Linked DNA regions of Homo sapiens: region 1 is linked to region 2. A link is an interaction called in ENCODE POLR2A ChIA-PET data of the cell type or tissue named here. Cell type or tissue: PC-9. All regions are shown on one strand. Each heading gives the region's core, and the rest is flanking DNA. Links, peaks and the distances in the headings are about the cores only. Region 1 overlaps GP6 (glycoprotein VI platelet). Region 2 overlaps TTYH1 (tweety family member 1).

Region 1 (5,232 bases), core at 233-5,232, 580 kb after region 2:
AGGCATTCCTTGGCCTGGTGGTCAGATTTCTGGCACTTGTAGCAAGCTCCTGGGGGAGGAGGTTCTGGAGGAACGCCTGGCCGCTGCGGTTCAGTTCCCTTCTTGTGTGCTGGAGATGTGGCTGGGGTTTGTCTCACAGTGGAGGCAAGGAATTGCAACTTTTTTCTATTATTGTACACCTTGAAGGCGAGGTTAATTAAATCCTGTTGTGGGGTTTGAGGGCCGGAATTTAATTTTTGGAGTTTTATTTAATGTCGGGAGCAGATTGGGTAATAAAATGTGTATTAAGAATAAGACGGCCTTTTGACTTTTAAGGGTCTAGGGCTGTAAAGCTTCTCAGGGTTGCTGGCGAACGAGCCATGAATTGGGCTGGATTTTTATATTTGATGAAAAAGAGCCTAAACACTATCTGATTTGGGATAAAGAAAAAGGAGCATTAACCTTGACTATGCCTTTAGCTCCAGCCACCTTTCTAAGAGTAAATTGCTGGGCAGGTGGAAGAGGGCTAGTCACTGAACGAAACTGTAAGCTGGACCAGGTGTGGGGAGGGGAGGTGATAAAAAGATAATACGGTGGAGGAGCGGAGGCTGAGGAAGAATTGGGACCTAGCTCAGCCTGGGGAGGAGGGAGAGGTCAGACGGGTCTGTAGAAAAGGAAGATTAGAAAGACTCAGCGACGCTTGGGGTTGAGACTGAGGGGACAGGCAGGAGGGAAAGAAGGAAGATTTGGGACGAGTTGCACTGGGCACAGAGACTAGGAAGGGACTGATGTGTAAAAGAATGCCTGGACGTCAGGCACCTCAGACCGTTTGCCCATTTTACGACAAGAATTATTTAGATCTTGCAGGATGGAAAAATTGAAAGTGCTGTTTTCTGGCTATTTGGAACTGCTGTCCAGTTTGTATTGGGGTCAAGCGGCATTGCAGAAGAAAATAAGGCATTTAGGTTTTAGGTCAGGTGTGAGTTGAAGAGGTTTTAAGTTTTTGAGAACACAGGCCAAGGGAGAGAAGGAGGAGGAATGGAGGGTGGAAGGTTGCCCATAGTGAAGGAGGCAAGCCTAGAGAAAAGAGAGAGTAGAGACACGGAGGGAAGGGGTTCGGGAGTTCTTACCTTCCAGAAAAGCGGGAAAGGGGTTGGGGCATGGATATAAGGGGTTGGGGCACAGAGATAAGAGGTTGGGGCATGGAAATAAGGGATCAGGGTGCAGAGATACGAGGTTGGGGTACTTGCCCCTCTAGAAAAGCGGGACTTGCCGCTAAGAGTGAAGGAGAAGGGGTTGGGGGTTTCTTGCCCCCCAGAAAGGTGGAGAAGGGGTAGAGACATGGAGAGGAGGGGTTGGGGAACTTGCCCCTTCCCCAGAAAAGTGGGACTTGCCACTAAGGGTGAAGGACCAAGGCAGGCATCCCTGCGTGATCTGACACCTCTGAAGCGTGGGTATATAATCAGAGAGGCGTCCCTGCAATGATTAAACGCCAAGGGAAGGCTGCCTTCCCTAGTCCGTGACCGGCGCCGGAGTTTTGGGTCCACAGATAAAACGTGTCTCCTTTGTCTCTACCAGAAAATGAAAGGAATTGAAATTAAGAGAAGGGAGAGATTGAAGAGTGGAAAGGAGAAAGTGGTTGAGGGACAGTGAGAGAGGTTGGAGAAGAGAGTAAGAAGAGGTCGCTTACCCAATTTAAACTTGGTGAGATGTTCCTTGGGCTGGTGGGTCTGAGGACCTGAGGTCGTAGGTGGATCTTTTTCACAGAGCAAAGAGCAAGACAGGGGATTGATCTCCCAAGGGAGGTCCCCCGATCCAAGTCACGGCACCAAATTTCATGTGCGTCCATGTGAAGAGACCACCAAACAGGCTTTGTGTGAGCAATAAAGCTTTTAATCACCTGGGTGCAGGTGGGCTGAGTCCGACAAGAGAGTCAGCGAAGGGGGATGGGGTGGGGCCGTTTTATAGGATTTGGGTAGGTAAAGGAAAATTACAGTCAAAGCGGGGTTGTTCTCTGGCGGGCAGAGTGGGGGTCACAAGGTGCTCTGTAGGGGAGCTTTTGAGCCAGGATGAGCCAGGAGAAGGAATTTCACAAGACAATGTCATCAGTTAAGGCAGTAACAGGCCATTTTCACTTCTTTTGTGGTGGAATGTCATCAGTTAAGGCAGGAACCAGCCATATGGATGTGTACGTGCAGGTCACAGGGGATATGATGGCTTAGCTTGGGCTCAGAGGCCTGACAGCACCTACCTAAAAAATTCCAATAGCACTAAAAGGGTGTGTACAAAATGCAGTGGCTGACTAACCATCTCCTCCATTGCTCCGCCTAAGAGACACCCACTTTTAGCTGTTTTCTTTAGGAACTTGTTAATATTAGGTTTCTAAAAACATGTAACCATGTGAATGAGCTTAGACTTACTGGATTCCTATCATAATAGGCGGGGCCTTAGTTATTCTACAGCGTTGTTCTTACTGTTTTTTCTCTTCCAATGTTTATCTCTATGTCTGCATATCAACATTCAGTATCACATTTTTTTTTTTTGAGACAGAGTCTCACTCTGTCACCCAGGCTGGAGTGCAGTGGCGCAATCTCAGCTCACTGCAGCCTCAGTCTCCTGAGTAGCTGGGACTACAGGCGTGTGCCACCACGACTGGCTAATTTTTGTATTTTTAGTAGAGACAGGGTTTCACCATGTTGGCTGAGCTGGTCTCGATCTCCTGACCTCGTGATCTGCCCACCTCAGCCTCCCGAAGTGCTGGGATTACAGGCATGAGCCACCACGCCCGGCCAGTATCACATGTTTATACCCACAGATATTCGCAGCCGAGAATTTTCGGGTAATATAACTTGCTTCTTTTATTTTTGTTGTTGTTATTGTTCCCCTAAAGTTTATATTTGTTTTTTATTTTTATTTTCTTTTGAGGCAGGGTCTCACTCTGTCACCCAGGTTTGACAGCAGTGGTGCAATCATGGCTCACTGCAGCCTCAACCTCCCCGGGCTCAGGTGATCCCCAACCTCAGCCTCCTGAGTACCTGAGAGTAGGCATGTGGTACCACACCCAGCTAATTTTTTATATTTTTTGTATATGAGACAAGGTTTCACCATGTTGCCCAGGCTGGTCTCGAACTCTTAGGCTCAAGCGATCCCGCCTCAGCCTCCCAAAGTGCTGGGATTACAGGTGTGAGCCACTGTGCCTAGGCTATACTGGTCTTTTTAAAATCTACTTAGTTTACTTGACCTCTAAAATTATTTTTCCTCTGTCTTCTGATAGCATCTCAGTATGATTTTCCACTATGTTAAGACGAGGAATTGACCCATTCTTACATTTGGAGGCTTCTCTAAGCAACTTTCCCATTCCCCCTTCACCCAAGCTGTGTGCTCACTAGCCCTGATTCACAGCCGTCGTCCTGGAACTTCTTGGTGCCATCCTTCTGTCTTTTCCCAAGTGACTCACCTACCTCAACCTCCCAAAGTGCCGGGATTACAGGCGTGAGCCACTGTGGCCAGCCATTCTTTTCCTTTTTTAAAACAATTTTTATCTTCTTTATTTTAAGTAGAGATGGGGTCTCACTATGTTGCCCAGGCTGGTCTTGAACTCCTGGGCTCAAGCGATCCTCCTGCCTTGGCCTCCCACAGTGCTAGGATTACAGACATGATCCACTGCACTTGGCCCAGTGGTACAGTTTTACACTCATTAGATGGTCAAGAAATGCCTAAACGCTATAATAAATATAGAACTTTACCTTGAGAAGACCTAACATTTCCTTCAGAAAGTAAATATGAGAGGGGTGGAGACGGTGCATTATCTTATTTTTATGATTTTAAAAATGTATACAGAATTGTACATATTTATGGGGTGGACAGCAATATTGCAGTACATGTATACAACGTGCTATGATCAAATCAGGGTAATTGACATATTCATCCCTGTATTTTTTGAGACAAAGTCAGGCTTCGTCACCCGAGCTAGAGTGCAGTGGTGTGATCTCAGCTCACTGCAACCTCTGCCTCCCAGGCTCAAGCCATTCTCCCACCTCAGCCCCCTGAGTTGCTGGGAGTATAGGGATGCACCACCACACCTGGCTAATTTTTGTGTTTTTTTGTTTTGTTGGTAGAGATGAGGTTTCACCATGTTGCACAGGCTGATCTTGTTTTCTAATGTGAAGGGAAGCGGGCAACGTGCTAGTTTTACACTAAGGAAAATGAATGACATACCCAAACTGCCTGCAAGACCCGTTCTGAGAGACGAAAGGAGATTTGTTAGACCGCAGTGGGAGATGGAGTGAGGGTGAGAGTTTCTGGGGAAAACCAGACAAGAGCACAGAGGGCCAAAGGGAAGCACGGGAGGATTTTGCACAGAGGATGGAACAGAGTCAACCCTGAGAGCTGGGAACCTTAGAGATCCGTCTGGAGCCCATATTAGAGAGGTTGAAGAAAGAGGCCAGTATGTGGTCCAGCCAGGGTACCATGTCATCCACAGTGTGCAGGGAGGAGGATGGGGTCTCCACAGATTCCTTCCATCCCAAATGGAGGGTGCCCTCAGACAGAGAGGCAGACAGACAGACAGACACTGGCCGAACGGCTCCCTGATGGAACACCAGGAGGAGGCAGCATGGCCTCGTTTCCACAGCTGTAGCCTCTGCCCTCCTGCTTCCACGCTCCACACACGCCAGTCTTTGAGTCGCCTCCCATGCCATGATCCCTCCCTTGGATACGACCGTGCCTGGGGTTCAGCGGTCATGAACATAACCCGCGGCTGTGAACATCCTGTCGGCCTCCATCCTGACCCCCGTTTGATTTCCGGGTCAGCGGGAGGGGCGGGAGGGGCGGAAGCGGCCTCTGCACAGCCCTGCCCCTGTGCCGCAGGCGCTTCCTCCGGCTGTGCCAGTCCTCTGCCAGAAACCCCGCCAGGATTATTAGGATCACAGCCCCGAGGCATATCCGGACCAGGTTGCCCTTGGTGTAGTACTGGCGGGCAGGACCTGGAGGAATGAGGAGAGGCAGGAGCAGGTGAAAGAGCCCACCTCCAGGACCCCCTCCAAGCCACATCTGGGCTTCTCAGAGATCCTATTATTCTCTACTAGCTAGGGGATGCCGCTCACTTTCCTGGAGGGTCCCTCCCTTCCCGAGTAGGGGTCAGGGCCAGATGACCCCAATTCTCTAAGTAGCACCTCTCCCTCCTGTGCTCTCACAGGGCTCTGAGACAACTCCTCCCCAGACACAGATGCTGCCTCGTTATCTGATGCATTG
Region 2 (5,476 bases), core at 231-5,230:
TAGAGAAAGGAATTGGGGGGCACGATCACAGCTCTGAGGTTTAGGGCTTGTTTCCTGGGGCCTGAGTGGGTACAGATTGGTGTCCTGGACGTTTGAGCTGTAATGGAGGAGGGGCTGGAAACCTGGATTCCTAGGTCTGAGGGAGGAGGGGCTGGGGGTCTGGACTCCTGGGTGTGAGGGAGGAGAAGCTGGGGGCCTGGACTCCTGAGTCTGAGGGAGAAAGGGCTGGAGAGTCTGAACCCCTGAGTCTGAGGGACGAGGGGCCTGGGGCCTGGACTCCTGAGTCTGAGGGAAGAGGGGCTGGGACCTGGACCCCTGGGTGGGGAGGGGAGCTGGGGAGCCAGGCACTGGGTGCTGTGGGAGTGTGGAATCGGGGCAGTTTTGGGTTTGAGCCCCTTTTCTGCTGCCTCACGCAGGGCCTCAGTGACTTCTGCTCCAATCCAGACCCTTATGTTCTGAACCTGACCCAGGAGGAGACAGGGCTCAGCTCAGGTGATTTCCAAGGGCCCGGTGGGTCCGCCGGGTTGGGCAGTGCAGGCCCTGGCTTCCTCAGGCCTCCTCTGTGCCCGGTCCTGCCCAGGGTGGGGTGGGGGTGCAGCCTGCCAGGCGAGACCCAGCCCTCTGGAAGGGAAGCAGGGCTCCTGGCCACTCCCCAGCTCGGAGCCCTCCTGGAGCCCCGCCACCCGCCAGACCCTCATCCCTTCTGCTCCAGCTGGCAGCGCCTCTCCTGGTGGGCTGGAAAAGAGGGCAGGATAAAGATAATGGTGCCAGGAAGAGAGAGGAGGGTCAGGAGAGGGTGCTCCTGGGCGTCAGGAATGGGGAGTTTGGCCCCCTGGAGAAAACTGGGGAGCACCATTTAGTCAGGGGTTCCCAGGGAGTATAGGGTTGCCCACCAGCGCCTGCTCTGGCTGTGGCAGGAGCAGAAGGGACGCGGGGCTGGCGGGTCTCTGAAGGTAAGGCCATCGGGCTCCAGGGCTGGGCTGAGGCCCCTAACCCTGCTAACCCCCCAGTGCCCGGCCTTCCCCCGGGAGATCCCTGGGGGCCCAGGCTCATGGCCTCCTCCCCTCTCCTCCTCCCACTTCAGACATCCTGAGCTATTATCTCCTCTGCAACCGGGCCGTCTCCAACCCCTTCCAACAGGTTAGGGCTGCGGGCAGGGGAAACGGGTGTTGAGGGAGCCAGAAATCTGGACTCTGAAGGGAGGGGGCGGGGCTGGGGCTGGGGCCTGGACTCCTGGGTTCCGGGGAGGATGCAGGCCAGGGGCCCGAGTGCTGTGTCCGGAGGAGAGGAGAGAGGGCCGGGGGCGTATACTCCTGGGTCCTCCTCCCTCCCTTTCTCTTTCTGCAGAGGCTGACTCTGTCCCAGCGAGCTCTGGCCAACATCCACTCCCAGCTGCTGGGCCTGGAGCGAGAAGCTGTGCCTCAGTTCCCTTCAGCGCAGGTCGGTGGGTGGGCGCTCCCCAGACACGCGGACCCCACGGGGAAGGCGGACGGGGCGGGATGGAGCTGTGGGGCGTAGGCGGGGCTGCAGAGCTAGGCGGGGCCTTGGGTTGTGGGCGGGGACGCAGGGCGGGGCCAGGGCGATGGGCGGGCCTGAAGAGTTCGTGGGAAAACGACCCCTCCTCGCCCCGCAGAAGCCTCTGCTGTCCTTGGAGGAGACTCTGAATGTGACAGAAGGAAATTTCCACCAGTTGGTGGCACTGCTACACTGCCGCAGCCTGCACAAGGTGAAGCCCCTCCCCTCCCAATTTCTTCTCCCACGGGGGGCCTCTGTCTCGACCCACAGAACTACCTCCTCCTTCTCCTTGGACCCCTGCCATTGCGCCTGAGGATATCTCTGTATCCTCTGTTTATATGATTTATCTGTCCTATATCTATTCTCTACCTATTTATAACCTGTCGTCTACCTACCTATCAAGCATTATCCATATTCCTTCCCTCCTCCCTCCCTTTCCCCCCAACTCCCGCACTCCCCGCTGGGTCCCCATCCCACCCTCCCCGTCCCTTCCTGCCACCTTTTCCTTCCTTGTCTTCTCTCCTCTCTCCGTCCTCCTGCCTCTCCCTCCCTCCTAGAGGCTGCCGCTTAGTGAGTTCTGGAGCAAGACTGCCTGGGTTCCAGTCCTACCTCCTGACCAAGGGCAAGTCACCTAACTTCTCTGTACCTCAGTTAGTTCCCTCACTTATAAACCTGGGATTGCAAGAGTGGGCACCTGTCCAGCTCCCCTGCGGCTTGTGCTGTTCATACACTGGACAGGCAGGGGTGGGCAGGGTGCCCAGGAGGAAAGATATCTGGTGTCCTGCAGGCTCCAGTTTGGGCTCTGCCGCAGGCTGCACGGCCATAGGCAGGTGAGCGTGGCTGACTCTGCTTCCCACCCGTACCGTGAGGAAGGACGAGTTTTTTTTGTTTGTTTTTTTTTCACTGGATGGCTGTGAGGATTGAAAAAAAAAATCCCCTTATAAAACAGTAGGAGCTGGCCGGGCGCGGAGGCTCACACCTGTAATCCCAGCACTTTGGGAGGCCCAGGCGGGTGGATCACCTGAGGTCAGGAGTTCAAGACCAGTCTGGCCAACATGGTGATACCCCGTCTCTACTAAAAATAGAAAAAGTTAGCCGGGCATGGTGGTGGGCGCCTATAATCCCAACTACTCGGGAGGCTGAGGCAGGAGAATCGCTTGAATCCACGAGGCAGAGGTTGCAGTGAGCCAAGATTGTGCCACTGCACTCCAGCCTGGGCAACAAGAGCGAAACTCTGTCACAAACAAACAAACAAAACCAGTAAGAGCTGTTCTAAAACACACACCCGAGGATGCCTTTCCCCGGCCAGTCTTCCCATCAAAGACCTCACATGTGCATAGCTTCACCAAGTACCTGACCCTGTTGCATTTCACAGGTGGTAACTCATCGATGCCTCATAACAATGCTATGAAGAAGGAACTATGATTATCCCACCTAACAGGTTAGAAGATGAGGAGCAGAGTTGAGGGACCTTCCCAAGGTCACACGGCCAGCCAGCCCATGCACACTGAGGAGAGAGGGACCTTCCGGAGGGCCCCGCCCTCTGCCCCCCACAGCCAGGCAGTTGCCCAGTTTTGTCCTTTCTGCTTCTGGAATGTCTTCATCCATCTACTCTCAATGCCCAATGCCCCTGCCGCAGCTGAGGCCTCGTTCTCTCCCCTGCAGAAGGAAGCATGGCCCCCTCCCCATCCATCCCCCCATGGACCCTAGAATAGGGCTGCCAGATTCAGCAAACAGCAAACCACTCTGCTATAAGTACGCCCGGTGCAATGCTGGGGAGATACTTATACTAGAAAATTATGTATTGGGCATCCGATACTCAAATGTAACTGGAAGTCCTGAATTTGATCTGGCAACCCTACCCAAGAGGGATTTGTCTACGCCATCGCATGGATCTGAGCTTTCCCTGGTCTGGCTCAGACAGACCCCTTCTGTGGCTCCCACTGCCTCCCACCCTTCTGGAACTGGCATTCCAAAAAGGGAGTGGGGAGTAAGCACTGAAGCCATGCTCAGAATTGCTGACTATTGAGCTGAGAAAGGCTGGGCCCCCACCCAGCCCAGGGCTGCCCTGATCTTTTGCATAAGGATAAACTGGGGTTCAGGCGCTTTTCTGTGGCCTAGGCAGAAACTGGGCTGGAATACAGGCCCCCAGACTCCTTTGTGGAGGGAGGGAAGGGAAGGAAGAGGACAGATCACTCTACCCTTCCCTACCACTGCACCATGAGACCCTGGGTCTCCATCTCCCCTGTCAGTGTGCCAGGGTCCTCACAGATTAAAATCAAGAATAAGCGGCGGGGCCGGGCACTGTGGCTCACGCCTGTAATCCCAGCACTTTGGGAAACCAAGGTGGGCGGATCACCAGAGGTCAGGAGTTTGAGACCAGCCTGGCCAGCATGGCGAAATCCCATCTCTACTAAAAATACAAAAAAACTAGCCGGGCGTGGTGGCACACCCCTGTATTCCTAGCTACTCAGGAGGCTGAGGCACGAGAATTGCTTGAACCTGGGCAGTGGAGGTTGCAGTGAGCTGAGATCGAGCCACTGCACTCCAGCCGGGGTGACAGAGCGAGAATCCGTCTCAAAAAAAAAAAAAAAAATAGGAGGGGGCTAGGGATGGGTGCCTCGTGCCTATAAACCCAGCACTTTGGGAGGCCCAGTGGGGCAGATCAGAACTCCTTGAGCTCAGGAGTTCAAGACCAGCCTGGCCAACATGGTGAAACCCCATCTCTATTAAAAAAAAAAAAATCAACAATAAGGGACATCAGGGATGAGGATGAAGGAGGGAGGGCACTGGAGCCTAAGAGAATCAGCTCCAATATCGCTTCTGCCCCTTCCAGACAGTGTGACTCTGGGCAAGTAGCTTGCCTTCTCTGGGCTGCAACTTCTTTCCACCATTGCAAGAGGCGGCAGCGTGAGAGGGTCAGTGTCTGCCTGGCAGGGCTGTTGTGAGGATGAAGGACAGTGTGCATGTACCAATACTCTCAAAACAGAGCCTCCATTGCCCCGACAGGTCCGTACCCCAACCCTCACTGGCTTAGTAACAGACACCCCACCTCAACCAGGTGCTCCTGCCAGAAACTCAGGCTCTTAGCTCCCACAACCATTCTCAGAACAAGTTCTGTTGGCCCTTCCTCTGAAACCTATATGGACTCCCACCGCTGTTCCTACCACCATTGCTGTGCCCTGGTCCCCGCATCCTAGCCACCATGACCACAGGGGCCTCTTCCCTGTCCCCCCTCGCCTACCCCCGTCTGTCCTCCATGCAGCAGCCAGCCAGCCAGGTGATCCTTTTAAAACACAATCCGATCAAGTTCTTCCTCTGCTTAAAACGCTCAGTGATTCCCCTCAGACATGGATTAAAATCCCTGTTCCTCGCCCTGACCTACAAGGGCCTGGGTGGTCAGTCCTGGATCTGTCTGCCTCTGGCCTCAGCCCCTCCCAGCTTCCTCTGCACAGCCCTCTGCCTGGCTCCTTCCTGGAGGACCCATCCCTGCTAGTGGGGTTACCCGACCTACCCCTGCCCTGCACTGACCCCCGCCCTCCTACCTCGTTGCACACCAGCCTCTGAGATGACCTTCTCGGTCCTGTTTACCGAAGTTTCCTGGTACTGGGGGCAGCGCCTGGGGCAGAGCAGGCTCTGTCAACCCCCACTGAATACATACGCTGTGCAGGTGCTTAGCACTCGGTGAAGGCCGTTTCTGCTGATTTCTTGGGACGACAGTCATCAGAGCCAGCATTTGTTGGCATGTTGAGTGTGTATTGTGTGCGCGGTGTCATCTTGAGCCACTGGTTGGTTTTTCGACGTGCTGTTCCACGTGCTCTAGGCCAGTGATTCTGCCCCCAGGGACACCTGGCTGGGTGAGGAGTTCTGCCCCCAGGGACACCTGGCCGGGTGCCGAGTTGCTGTTGGTTGTCACACTGCAGGAGGGGGTGCTCCTGGCATCTGGTGGGTGGAGCTGAGT

Evidence for each region. Peaks named below come from ENCODE experiments on the same cell type or tissue, not always from the same donor. Only the 100,000 strongest peaks of a DNase experiment are listed, where the experiment ranks them.
Region 1: POLR2A ChIA-PET joins it to region 2 with 7 read pairs; 2 of 35 experiments call an interaction of 5 or more read pairs at or near these places.

Annotation. Positions count from the first base shown.
Region 1 is chr19:55,010,202-55,015,433 of GRCh38, forward strand. GP6 (glycoprotein VI platelet) reads right to left here. Exons shown (of 8, transcript NM_016363.5): 8 at 3,504-4,964. The coding sequence ends at 4,720. All of the region lies in intron 2 of GP6-AS1 (GP6 antisense RNA 1), which reads left to right. Among named protein-coding and RNA genes, the nearest start is that of GP6-AS1, 6.6 kb to the left of the region's middle. RefSeq lists enhancers at 1,656-2,215, 4,777-5,232. In PC-9, for the core only: no CTCF peak of the experiment used is centred there; no DNase peak of the experiment used is centred there; H3K27me3 peaks cover 246 bases.
Region 2 is chr19:54,429,466-54,434,941 of GRCh38, forward strand. TTYH1 (tweety family member 1) reads left to right here. Exons shown (of 14, transcript NM_020659.4): 7 at 417-492; 8 at 1,085-1,140; 9 at 1,348-1,440; 10 at 1,634-1,726. Among named protein-coding and RNA genes, the nearest start is that of TTYH1, 17 kb to the left of the region's middle. RefSeq lists an enhancer at 1,386-1,680. In PC-9, for the core only: a CTCF peak has its summit at 1,754; DNase peaks (open chromatin) are centred at 1,676, 2,196 and 2,886; H3K4me3 peaks cover 2,522 bases; H3K27ac peaks cover 3,821 bases.